Linked DNA regions of Homo sapiens: all the other regions are linked to region 2. A link is a contact called in ENCODE Hi-C or POLR2A ChIA-PET data. All regions are on one chromosome and are shown on one strand. The core of a region is the stretch at or near the end of the contact, and the rest is flanking DNA. Distances in the headings are between cores, read along the strand shown.

Evidence for each region. Hi-C counts contacts between places; a loop is a spot of excess contacts on that map. ChIA-PET counts read pairs that join two places held with the same protein, here RNA polymerase II (POLR2A). Pooled maps may share reads with other maps.
Region 1: a loop to region 2 is called in a pooled map, with 2.7 times the contacts of the local background. The contact joins the enhancer-like site here to the promoter of CSNK1G1 in region 2. A Hi-C loop is called at or near these places in 6 of 50 pooled maps. POLR2A ChIA-PET finds 5 or more read pairs at or near these places in 4 of 52 experiments (GM12878, H1, activated CD4-positive, alpha-beta T cell and 1 more).
Region 3: a pooled map shows a loop between it and region 2 (2.3-fold over the local background). The contact joins the enhancer-like site here to the promoter of CSNK1G1 in region 2. A Hi-C loop is called at or near these places in 6 of 50 pooled maps. POLR2A ChIA-PET finds 5 or more read pairs at or near these places in 4 of 52 experiments (H1, HEK293, activated CD4-positive, alpha-beta T cell and 1 more).

The regions. Positions count from the first base shown.
Region 1 is chr15:64,620,007-64,624,427 of GRCh38, forward strand. ZNF609 (zinc finger protein 609) reads left to right here. Exons shown (of 10, transcript NM_015042.2): 3 at 2,821-3,046. All of the region lies in intron 3 of LOC101930091 (a long non-coding RNA gene), which reads right to left. Among named protein-coding and RNA genes, the nearest start is that of OAZ2, 81 kb to the right of the region's middle. RefSeq lists an enhancer at 2,643-2,722. Within about 2 kb of position 2,830, at least 7 of the 41 ENCODE cell types and tissues checked have a DNase peak (open chromatin) inside an H3K27ac peak, as active enhancers do; they include GM12878, where a contact is called at or near this core.
Region 2 is chr15:64,354,798-64,358,965 of GRCh38, forward strand. It overlaps CSNK1G1 (casein kinase 1 gamma 1), which reads right to left and starts at 1,376. Exons shown (of 12, transcript NM_022048.5): 1 at 1,191-1,376. RefSeq lists silencers at 642-701, 1,092-1,151, 1,262-1,311.
Region 3 is chr15:64,686,367-64,690,575 of GRCh38, forward strand. It overlaps OAZ2 (ornithine decarboxylase antizyme 2), which reads right to left. Exons shown (of 5, transcript NM_002537.3): 3 at 4,008-4,183; 4 at 2,718-2,803; 5 at 1,208-2,468. The coding sequence ends at 2,338. Among named protein-coding and RNA genes, the nearest start is that of OAZ2, 15 kb to the right of the region's middle. Within about 2 kb of position 1,450, at least 3 of the 41 ENCODE cell types and tissues checked have a DNase peak (open chromatin) inside an H3K27ac peak, as active enhancers do.

The DNA of each region.
Region 1 (4,421 bases), core at 1,580-4,079, 270 kb after region 2:
GCTGAGAGAAAGTGTATAGGTGTCTCCCTGGGGTAAACTTCCTTCTGTGCCTAGGGTTGCTGCCTGAGCTGTGGAACAGGTTGGCAATAGGACATGTGCAAGCAAGGCAATCAGAAAGTTCACAGGGGTGACCTGGAAGGTTTAGGCCAATGTCTGTGTCCAGTAGGACCTTGCAGGAATTTCTCTTGTGAGTAGAAGAAAGTATAAAAAAGGGAACAAACCCTAAGCAAAAGAAGTACACATATAGGCTGTGAAACTGCTTCTGTCACAGTTCTTCCCCAAGAGAAAGAATAGATAAACAGAGGTGAGGCCAAGAGTAAAGATGATCTGTATATTCTGTCTCTAACTTTCCCTCTCTAGTGACTCTCAAGAGTTTGTTCCAGCACTGCAGAGGAGTGAGTAGGGAGGATCCAGTTTACTTTTTCTGTGTTGTTTTTTACCTTCACTTCTGTGCATGGAAATTTTAAAGATCTTTCCAGGATCTACCACATCCCAAGAAGGTTGGGAAATTAAATTATAAATGCCCAGTTTTCAAGAGAGCAAATATGCCTTTTGGCATTTATCATAAATGTAGATGATTCATTATACAGGCTTCTACTTCCATTTCATTTCATGAAAAAGGTGGAGTTGGGGAAGTACAAGGGGTGTGTGTGTGAGACAAGCAGACAAGGATGTTTTGGCAGCTCTTCAGGGACCAGAATTAATCAGAATCAGTGTATGAACATTCTGTGGACTCACAATGATGATCTACAAATAGTGATGACTTTCTAAGCCAAGAAGTCAGAGCCAACTGTGGAGAATGGATCCGGAACCCAGACCTCAGCCTATAGGCTAGTTTTCAAGGCCAGGAAGGTGTTTGTCTCTGTGTGTGTTGTGGGAGGGAAATGGATTATAGATAGAGTGATAGTCATGTAGTAAATTATTCCAGAATCAGAGTTTTGTTGCAGAGCTATTTAGAAGCTTGGCTTACGGATACATGTATGATCTTCTCTGAATGTCTCTATTAAAGGACTAGACTAAGAAGTCTATTAAAGGACCTAGACTAAGAAGTCCTCACAAAGGACTCTCTATTAAAGGACCTAGACTAAGAATTCCTCACAAAGGGAAGAGTCCCAAGGATTGGGAAAGTCCCAATCTTTGACTCTCATTTTCTAGGTCTGCTGATTAGTATCATACTTAATCTTCGGAGGAAATAAGCCAGTGTGTGCATTGAGTGTCTTTGCATATGCAAGACGTTATGCTCATTCAGGATTGGGGCATCAATCACTCGAGCATAATAGACTTTGTCAGCCTCATAAATTCTGGGATTTAAAGAGTTAAAGGATCACTGCCCACTTCATTTCATTCTTTTTTTTTTTTTTGAGATAGGATTTCACTCTGTCACCCAGACTGGAGTACAGTGGTGCAATCATAGCTCACTGTAGCCTCAACCTCCTGGGCTCAAGTGGTCCTCCCACCTCCGCTTCTGGAGTAGCTGAGAATACAGGCATATGCCACCACACACAGATACCTTTTTTATTTTTGTTTTTTATAGAGGTGGGGTCTTGCTATGTTACCCAGGCTAGTCTTGAACTCTTGGCTACACGTGATCTTCCTCCATAGGCCTCCCAAAACATTAGGACTACAGGCATGAGCCATTGCACCTGACCCATCACAACTTTTATGTTGTCTCTAGATGGGTTGCATTCTTCTTGGAACCTAACTAATTACATTCTTGTGAGAGGTTCTAGTTTCTGGTTTTGGAAGCAAATTGCTTCTTTCTTTTTTTTTTTTTTTTGAGACGATCTCAGCTCACTGCAACCTCTGCCTCCCAGGTTCAAGCGATTCTGCTGCCTCAGCCTCCTGGATAGCTGGGATTACAGGCGCCCACCACTACGCCCGGCTAATTTTTGTATTTTTAGTAGAGATGGGGTTTCACCATGTTAGTCAGGCTGGTCTCGAACTCCTGACCTCAGGTGATCTGCCCACCTCGGCCTCCCAAAGTGCTGGGATTACAAGTGTGAGCCACCGTGCCTAGCCATGTTTGACTATTTCTATCTATGTGTACATAATCAACAACATCTTCAGACTGCTGTTGATTGGCTTCTGGGTGGCAACAGCACCTCCTGTTTCTTATAGATAAATTTGATGTTAGAATTATATTCCAAGATGCCATTCTCATTAAACAACCACTGTTACATGTTACAGTTTCTAAGGGTTAGAAATTCCCACCAGGTTAATCCCAGCCCTGCTATAACTTTATTCCTTCTAGCCAAAGATGTATTAAAGCACCTAGGATCATTAGGAATCATGGCATTCCTAGGATTTGGCTATTTCTTCCTCTCTTTATCCCCACCCAAATTCATGGATTTTATGCCAGACTAATGTACTGTTTGCTGAATGATAGATTGGTAGGAAGCATAGTGGTGGTAGCAAAACATACCTCAGATGCTGGGCCTTGTCTTTCTCATCAGTCTGTGTGCTCTGTTACTATTGAAATCTGGCCCTGATTCTCTTTCATTAGAGACTTTTTAATGAGATGAGGAAAAAATAGAACTTTTTAAAAAACATTTTAGCCAAGTGCAGTTTATGAGGAAGATCATTAAGAAGATCATTATACGCTCATTAATAAGAGTTTCTCTTAGCACAGGATGTTCTCATCTAAACCACTAGATTTGTAGTGGTATCATAAGCCAGAACTTGAAAGGAAGAACCAAAGTCTTATTTATAGCCGTCTGCACTCTGGCAGGAATAGATATAGGACTAGATTAAATACAGAAAAGGTATTTCCTCTAAATGTTCTCCCTGCAACTCAGCTACTACTTTTTCTTCCCTCCACAGATGGAGTCCCCTGTTTCCACACCAGCAGTGCTGCCAATACACCTTTTGGTGCCAGTGGTCAACAATGACATCTCATCTCCCTGTGAGCAGATCATGGTTCGTACCCGATCAGTTGGGGTCAACACATGTGATGTGGCTCTGGCCACAGAGCCTGAGTGCTTGGGCCCCTGTGAACCTGGAACTAGCGTCAACCTTGAAGGCATCGTGTGGCAGGAAACAGAAGATGGTAAGTGTGATATGTGGCTTTCCCCTCCCTTCTCAACCTGCTTCTGCAGGGGAGCCACCAGGGACTTATTGTTGTAAATATTACCAAGTGGTTATTAGAGTCTCAAGTGTCCACAGTCTGCGGGAGATACCCACACAGAGGATTTTAGCAGACTTAGCAAAATTTCCCAGCTTCTAGAGATTCTTCCCTTCATAGTATTCAACAGTGTTGATCCTGGTACTTATGATATGCAGTCATGTGATAGGTATTGGCCAGGTAATTCAAACTGTATCTGTACTCTCCATATTTTATATGGGAGAGTTAGATTATAAATTAAATTTGAGGTCAGGCCTGAAGAGAAAAATTAATAAAAGGGCAGCTGAGGGAGTCAAGAGGATGGAGAATAGTCACTCTTAAATTCACTTAATGTTGGCTCATTGCATATGCAGCTCTTGCCTTTTTTAACACCTATAGGTACAGCCAGTTCACTCTTCCCACTGATTGCCTCATTGCCCAGCCACCCACACCGCTTCATGTATCTGTCACTTGGTACAGATTTTATAGGAAATGTTTAGATGGTCTTGTTTTCAGGCATCCACTAAGCAGTTGGCTCACTGTAGGTTGCTGTTGCCCAAGGCATCCAGACTTCTTGCATGTTCCACTTGCCCCTGAGAACGGAATCTATTCTGTTTTGAAAATTTATGAACCTGAAAAAATGGAAGGAAGTGTAAAGAGACTTAATGGGGTATTTCAGATCTTTTGGTAACATCTGGTGGCAATTTGATTTTTGCATATTCTTTTTCTGAAGAATCCAAATCCTTGTCAGAGTATATGTGGTTAGAGAGTCTGGGCCTCAGTCCCATCATGTCTCTGCATCAGTAAACAGACTTTCAAACTGTCCTCACTCTGAGGAGTTTAGAGGCCCAGAGGAGCACAGCTAATCATCTCTGATTATCACAGAGCTATTTTGTCAGTCTGCCCCTAGAAATTCAGGCATTTCATTCTGGTCATTCTAATAAAATCTGTTCCCCTGAATATTTTGTTGTCATTCAGTATTTATTTAAAGTTTACCGTGCAATAGGTGCTGATGTGTTACAGGTTAAGAACTCTGTATTCTTGTCTGTGTCATCATTAGGAATGTAATACATCTTCAGCTTTCAGAATAACGTCGCTAATGAGGTTTTATTGTGTGCCTGAGTGGTAGAAGCTGATGCAGAGAAGGTAGAGAGAGAGTTTAACTCTAGAGGTTGACTCTGGATATGTGTATACAATATACAATCTGAAAATCACAAAGTGGCTATCTGATTTTTAAAATGTCATCTGCTTATGGACAAATGTCTGAACAGTCACAGAGTCTGTTGGAATGACAGACATATCCGGACCATATCTCTGTGCC
Region 2 (4,168 bases), core at 126-2,625:
CTCTGGTAGGTTCCATGACTTGCCCAAGGTCAGTAACTAGCAACTGGCATAGTCTAGGTTCAACCCAAGATTTATCTGCCTGAAAGTCAATACTTCCACTTGACCGCAATTATCTCCTTAAAAGATTAAGACACAGGCTCAACAGCAGAACATTCATTCTCTCTCTGAAAATTCACATATCTGTTCTGAGACATCACTACACAGCACCTAGTATTCAGTCACTGATTGAAACAAAAATGAAGAGGATCTTTCTACTTCATTTAAATTAGGACAGGTTTACTGGCAGGTAAGAAAGAGGCTGCAAAAGCCTTGCCTCAACATGTCTTGCCTAGACCTGTGATACATCTATATGGTTTCCCCAGTCCATTCTTTTTAAATAAACACGTACATCTACTACACAAGACTACACCTGGACTAGCCTATTGTTAAATGCTTTTCAGAATTCCACTTTTCTAAGGTAATTTATACCGGAATTAATATCGAGCTGGGAGACTTGGTTGAATATGTCATTCAGGCACTTTCCAAACATCTTAAGTGTCATTTAGGGGCAACAAACCCAGTTCCACTCTCTTTTACATTGTGATGCCTGCCCACTTGGGGGACATTGCTCCTGTAGGACGTGGGGGCGAGGAAACAGTAAAGGAAGAAGTGGGGGAAGCGTACGGAAGTTGGGTAGAGGAAAGTCTCATTACCCACTCTTGTGCCCTAAGCTCCGCCAAGGGCGGCTCCCCGCGGTACCCAGTCGACTCAGAACCCCCACAACCTTCGAAGTCCAGCTCTGTCCCAGCGGGGTGGGTAGGGAAAGAGGGCAATGGAAGCACGGGATAGCCCCAGTCACCCTGACGAGATCTGTGCCCTCCTTTTGGCTCCCGGGGGATGCTCCCCCTTTCAGAGTAAGCCCTCCAGGTGGCAAACTCCCGGTCCACACCGGCTAGAGTCAGTTTCTCGGAAGGGGCGCCTCCTCCGCCTACCTCTACCCCGCTAACCGAAACTCTCCACCCGCTGTGTCCCTCAGCCCCTCCATTCCGCCCCCGCAACCCTCCACAGACACAAACGCCAGCCTGCGCCCCACCCGGGATCACGGCGTCCCCCACCCACGCCCAGGAAAGGGCCCCCCACCAACCCCCTCAGACACACACACACCCCCTCAGACTTCAGCCTACAGAACCCCGACGAAGCCGGGCAGATACCTGGTCCAGCAGTGCTGCAAGGCGCAAATGAGGCGGGCGCGGTCCCCTCCCCGAGGCGCCAAGTGCTTCTCTACCCACCCGCAGCGGTGGTTTCTCTCTTTCCCAGGAGCGGGAGGGAGGGGAGAAGGCGGACGGGAGGGGGAAGGCGAGGAGCCGAGGGGCGGCTGGAGCCGAACCGGAACCACTAGCGCGGCCCCGCCCTCGTCCCGGAGTCGCAGAGTACCCTGGCGGGCCTAATAGGACAAACTTTGGGCAGGCAGCGTTAAACTGACACCATCACTTCCGGGTTATCCCCACGGCTGCCCCCTCCTTAGCAACCGCGTGGGGTTGCTAAGCGGAAGTGCCTTCAAAGCAACCCACCCCCATTTCTTCTGGGACTACCAGAAGATATATCGGGAGCACTGAGCTCTGCTTTGGCAACACGCTCTTACCTTCTGCTCAAGATCTTAGACCAAGTACACGCTTCGCTGCCAGAGGCACGAAACCCATCCCGCTTTTCCCTTCAACTGTACTCCTCCACCAAGCCCCCGTCTCTATATACTCCTGCTCCCTCCCACCCTTAATCCCGTGGCTGACCCAGTGGCTGTTCCTAAGGCTCCAGGCTCCTCTCTCAGGTCCCTCGAGGGAATTATTTTCTGACGGTTTAGCAAGCATCTCCCTCTTGTGGATTTTTAATTGTGTTTCAACCAGATTTTTAAAATTTCTTTCAATGTTGTGAAAGGTTTTTCATGCACTTAGTTCTCCTGTGACAGCCCATGAAGCCGAATGGTTAGAAAAATGTTGTCTTCACCTACATTTTGTAAGAGCTGCACATGTTTGTGTAAGGTCTGGAATTAACCTAGCCAAATGGAATAGGCAAAAAAGATTCAATGTAACTCGACAGTTATTTTAATCCTTAAAACAGAGAGCAGGGCACATGTTCTCAGGACCTCTTGAGACTGCGCCTCGGGGGCGGGGTGGTGGTGGAAAAAAGACAGAAAACAAAGAAAAAGGCTAAAGGGAGCCCATAATCAAATTTGGGAAGGAAGAAGACTGTCTAATCCTCCACTCAAAACTCAAAATATGCCGGGTGCGGTGGCTCACACCTGTAATCCCAACACTTTGGGAAGCCGAGACTGGCGGATCACGAGGTCAGGAGATGGAGACCATCCTGGCCAACATGGTGAAACTCCGTCTCTACTAAAAATACAAAAATTGGCCGGGCGCGGTGGCTCGCGCCTGTAGTCCTCCTGTAAGCACTTTGGGAGGCCGAGGCGGGCAGATCACGAGGTCAGGAGATGGAGACCATCCTGGCCAACATGGTGAAACCCCGTCTCTACTAAAATACAAAAAATTGGCTGGGGGTGGTGGCACGTGCCTGTAGTCCCAGTTACACGGGAGGCTGAAGCAGGGGAATTGCTTGAACCCGGGAGGCGGAGATTGCAGTGAGCCGAGATCGTGCCATTGCACTCCAATGGCACTCCAGCCTGATGACAGAGCGAGACTCCGTCTCAAAAATAATAATAAATAAATAAACAAACAAACAAAAATTAGCTGGGCGTGGTGGCGTGTGCCTGTAGTCCCAGCTACTCGGGAGACTGAGGCAGGAGAATCGCGGGAACCCGGGAGGCGGAGGTTGCAGTGAGCCGAGACCGCGCCACTGCCCTGCAGCATGGAGACAGAGCTAGACTCCGTCTAAAAAAAAAAAAAAAAACCTTCAAAATAAACTTTCATACCGACACTATGGATAAGAAAAGAGACCTCATTTATTGTGTCTGGGTGATTTGGGGTTTGAAAATATTGGGAAAATGAATGGTTGGGGTAAAAGTTAACAAAGTAATACTCGAAAAAAACAACTCGTATCTGGAGGCTGGGTGCGGTGGCTCACGCCTGTAATCTCAGCACTTTGGGAAGCCGAGGCCTGAGGATCACCTGAGGTAAGGAGTTCGAGACCAGCCTGGCCAAACTGGTGAAACCCTGTCTCTATTAAAAATAGAAAAATTAGCTGGGCGTGGTGGTGGGCACCTGTGATCCCACCTACTCGGGAGGCTGAGGCATGAGAATCATTTGAACCCAGAAGGCAGACGTTGCAGTGAGCCGAGATTGCGCCATTGCACTCCAGCCTGGGCAACAGAGCGAGACTCCGTTTCAGAAAAAAGAAAAAAAAAAAAAAAAGGAAAAGAACCCATATCGTTATGGCAGGTAAAATATTCAGAGAAATGCAGTTGGGCATTCAGAGAAAAATGAGTAAAAATCTTCATTTGGTTTTCCTATCTTAAATAGGTCTTCTTACAAGCAGAATGCTTAACAGTAGCTCCTAAATTTGTTTTCTATTCCATGGCAGTGAATATACTTGCCACGGCAGGCTCTAATTTTATTGGTCATGATAACCTCTTTATAGACACCAAAATTGAACTGTTATCCACCTTAACTGGGGCAGAGAGGAAATGAGCTTTGGTCACTTAAACGAAACACCACGTCTATTGGTTTCCTGTATGCATGAGACAGGGTTAAATTGATTCACCATAGGCAATCACTTCAGCAAAACCTTTAGGAAATCACTTCAAACTCAAATGGGTCAATAGGATGTTTAATACATCTCCACCTCTGCCATTGACATGAATACATGTGGGAGTATATACACATGCACAATTCAAATGGAATTTCAGCTCATCCACTAATTGTTCCTTTAAAAACCTGGGCGGGATGCAGTGGCTCACACATGTAACCCCAGCACTTTGGGAGGCCAAGGAGGGTGGGTCATCTGAGGTCAGAAGTTTGAGACCAGCCTGGCCAACATGGAGAAACCCCATCTCTACCAAAAATCAAAAAAAAAAAAAAAAAATTAGCCGGGCATGGTGGCAGATGCCTGTAATCCCAGCTACTCGGGAGGCTGAGGCAGGAGAATCGCTTGAACCCAGGAGGCTGAGGTTGCAGTGAGCCAAGATCGTGCCATTGCACTCCAGCCTGAGACAGAGCAAGACTCCGTCTCCAAGAAA
Region 3 (4,209 bases), core at 200-2,699, 330 kb after region 2:
AGTTTTGTCTTGGTTCTTTTTCATCTGTCTTGTCGATTCCTTGTGTTTGTTTAATATCTGCATCCTAAACTGCCAGCTGCCTCTAGGAATTACCTGCCCAGTGGGGGACACTTGATTTCAACGGAATGTCTCTAGTCCCAGACTTGCTCTAATAACATTTGCCAGGCACGGTGGCTCACGCCTGTAATCCCAACACTTGGCGAGGCCGAAGCGTGGGAATCACTTGAGGCCAGGAGTTCGAGACCAGCCCGGGCAACATGGCAAAACCCTGTCTCTACTGAAAATACAAAAAATTAGCTGAGTGTGATGGTGGGCATCTGTAATCCCAGCTACTCAGGAGGCTGAGACAGGATAATCACCTGAACCCAGGAGGCGGAGGTTGCAGTGAGCTGAGATTACACCACTGCACTCCAGCCTGGGCGACAGAGCGAGATTCCATGAAAAAAACAAAAACAAAAAAAAACTTGGGATTCGAGCTCATTACTTTTAATGAATACAAGTTAGAGTCCAAGATAAATGACTTGGCCCACAGTGAAAACACAAGCAGGCTCCATAAAGAGCAATGTGAGAGCCACAGCTTAACAGTAGACAGTTGCAAAAATGTAGGTGGAAGAACATGCCCTTCAATTGGCAAAACAGAAGCAAAAGAAAAAAAGTGCCAGTAAATCCTTGAGAAATTAAAAAAACTGTGGTGAAGAGGATTCCAGCCCCCTTGGTACCACTGAGAGCTTATTCATCAGGCTGTGGTGTGGGGGACTGGAAGCCACACCTTAGGACACTGAGCTCCAAAAGGGGAAAACTAGAACAGGGAAGGTGTGTGCTGCATCCTTCAAAGACCTCAGGAATGGGAATGTCAGGAGCTCCATGCAAAAGCCAAAACCCAGTATCAGGACCCAACCTCCCCAGCCTTTTACAGAAAAGGAAGAGCTAAGAGCAGATTGGATCTTGGGTATAGCCTCTCCTAGATGAAGCTGATATGTACACATCTCTCTCCAGGGGGCTCTGGCAGTAAGTCTCAGACTCCTAGCAACCCCGCATTTCACAGTGTAATATGGCCCCAGAGAGAGACCTCAGCCAGTTTATCTGCCCTCCTACACTGCAGTTTTTTTCCCAAGGAGCACGCACCACACCTCTATTTATTAGGCTCTGGAGTCAAAACAGTTTGGTAGGGAGTTGGTCCTAGTTCAGAAATAAAGAATAGACCAACCACAACTTTAAATCAGTTTATTGACACAGTAACACAACACACTTGCCTCCCTGACATCCCCGTCCCCCTCACCCAATCTAGATCTCTCCCCCTTGCTCTCCCCTTAGAAAAAGCTGTTTAGTGAAAACAGTTAAGGGCAGGCCACTTCTACACTCCCAGCGCTACCCTAGGCCCTGCAGAGCAGAGTCTCAGACACTACTCGGAACCTGGTGGGGAGGCAGCTAGTACTATACTCAGCCAGCCAGAAGTATCCAGTCCCTAAGAACGGATTGCCCCACAATTCCCAGGCCCTGAGTTGCTATATATTCCTCTTCCTTACTGCTGTTTGTGACCCCAAGAAGGAGACCTTGGGGCCTGGGCCTGCAGCCAGGAGCAAGAACTCCTGGCAGTGATTTGAGAATTAATTAGAGTTTGGCTAGTGTTTTAAAGGCCCAGGCATCCCCCAAAAAAGCCCTGGTGGTGGGAGTAAATTTCAATGCCCCTATTTAAAATGTACTGATAACATTAAACAGATTAAGCCAGCTTAACCAAATGCCAGAATAACACTAAGCTGTAAAGAAGGAGGGGTCGGACCTGCTTACTCCAGGCCAGACGCAAATGCACACAGAGAAGCCCAGGTAAGAGTGTCAAAAAACAACTCAAGGACACTGCCCAGGGACTGAAAAGCCTATACTCAGGAGCCCCTGGGGTGACAGGAAGCAAAGAAAGAAAATACACAAGTCTTAATAACCAAAACAGAAAGCCAACAGCAGGGAAACCTGAGCCTGACAGTGCTGCCCACCAGCCCTCCAGGCCATGCCCCTGAACCCAGACAGTCCCTCCCCCTCTAGGCAATGTCCTCCCCTAGGCTAGATAGAACACATCACACAGCGCAGTTTAGAAAGCTTCTAATGCCAGTTCATAAACATCTTCATTTACTATTGGTGATTACATGTGAATAATATGTTTATACTGTTCTTTATGGAAAACAATTTCAACGAGTCAACTCCGAGAACACAATAGGCAACCCTCACCCTGAGCCCCTCAGTGTCCTTCCCTAGACAGCGAGGAGCCCTCTCGTCTGTCCCAGGGCTGCCTAACTTCCCCTCTTCCCCCACTGTGGCTCTTGGGTAAAGCATCCTCTATGACTATTAGTCCTCATCGGACAAGTTCTGGTCCAGGGGATAAACCATGAACATCACATCTGGCCGAGAGGGGACACAGGGATGGCCTGGACGTACAATCTCAAAGCCCAAGAAGCTGAAGGTCTTCAGGAGTGGAGCTGCAGAAGACAGAGTGTAAAAAAGTCTGATGAGAAACACAATGGTAGGCTGAAATCAAAACCCCAAACAAAGATGGAACAAATAAGCACTAGGCTTTTACGAGCCCTTCAGGCACTTGCCCTCCTGCCATGATTTCCCAGGGTTTGAAAGGCAAATTCAAGAGTCCCACCTCATCCTGGAGGTGCTCCCTTCTCTCCCCCAGGCCCCACTGTCTGGGCTGTAAGGCTCAGGCCACTCTGACTCCTCACCTCTGTCTTCTCGGCCCTTCCTGAAGCAGATGAAGACATAGTTCACTTTCATCTTCTCTTCAGCAAACTCTAGCAGTGCTAACAATCTGCAGGAAGCAAAGAGAAGTACTTAGGCCCATCACCACCTTCCTAGACCTCCCTCCCATTCACACCCCACCCCCACCCCTACCAACCCAAAGGCTTTTCTGAGGCCTACAACCAGCAATATAAATACAGAAGCTCTGGGCTGGGCACAGTGGCTCACACCTGTAATCCCAGCACTTTGGGAGGCCGAGGCAGGTGGATCACGAGGTCAGGAGATCAAGACCATCCTGGCTAACACGGTGAAACCCCATCTCTACTAAAAATACAAAAAACTAGCCGGGCGTGGTGGTGGGCGCCTGTAGTCCCAGCTACTCGGGAGGCTGAGGCAGGAGAATGGCATGAACCTGGGAGACGGAGCTTGCAGTGAGCCGAGATCGCACCACTCCACTCCAGCCTGGGCGACAGAGTGAGCCTCCATCTCAAAAAAAAAAAAAATTCAGAAGCTCCAGGAGGAAGATTCCTATGTCAAGACCCCAAGAGCCTTGAATTTTGGAAAAAAAAAAAAAAAAAGCCACAGCGCCTGAGAAAAATGTTACTAACTTTTCTCTTCCTGCAATAGGAGATCTGAAAGTAACACTACCCATCTTAACTAATGCTGTCCACAAGACAGAGTCTGGGGCCTAGAAAGAAAACCCAGTTCTTCAGGTGTCCCACAGATTGCCAAGTCTGATATGATCACCTGCCACTGAGAGGGACACTCTGGGCTCTAACACTGCCTAAAAGGATTTTCTCAAGAGGCTGGGACCACTCAGGAACTCTGTCCTCAGGACATTTCTTACCCATCTTGGCTGCTTGGAGGGTCTTTGCCCAATCCAATGAAATCCCACTTACCTCTGAGCTTCCTGGGTGGGGTGTGAATGGGAGGGAGGTCTAGGAAGGTGGTGATGGGCCTAAGTACTTCTTTTTGCTTCCTAGCCTTTTAAACTACAGTACTGTGTAGCTACAGGGGGATTTAGTGTCAGAGTGAACCATGGGGCGATTAACCGGCAGGCATTTGGTTAATGTGATAACAATCTGCTTTAATTATAACCTAGAGCAGGCCTGTCTTACTGGCTAAAAATAACCTGTTACAAAACGGTATCTGCTTGGGGAGTCTAGAGCTAAGGGAGAAGGCACAGACTCCCCTACAATTCTGTTACCCACAGTAAACATATACTCTTCTCTGGAATGGGACCTCCTTTCCCTCCCCAGCATTTGGCTCTTTACCCTTCTTTGCTCCCATCAGCTAATAATCCATCTGGGATTTCTACAAACAGGCTCTGGCTGGACAGGACTGCATCCCAAGAAGAGACCTTCACCTCGGTGACCTCATACTGGAAGTGGACGATGTGAGGTTTTCCATCATTCACAGGGAGGTCCTGGGTCACAGTGAGCTTCTCGTCCTGGGAAGGAAAGCAGGGCAGAGGAC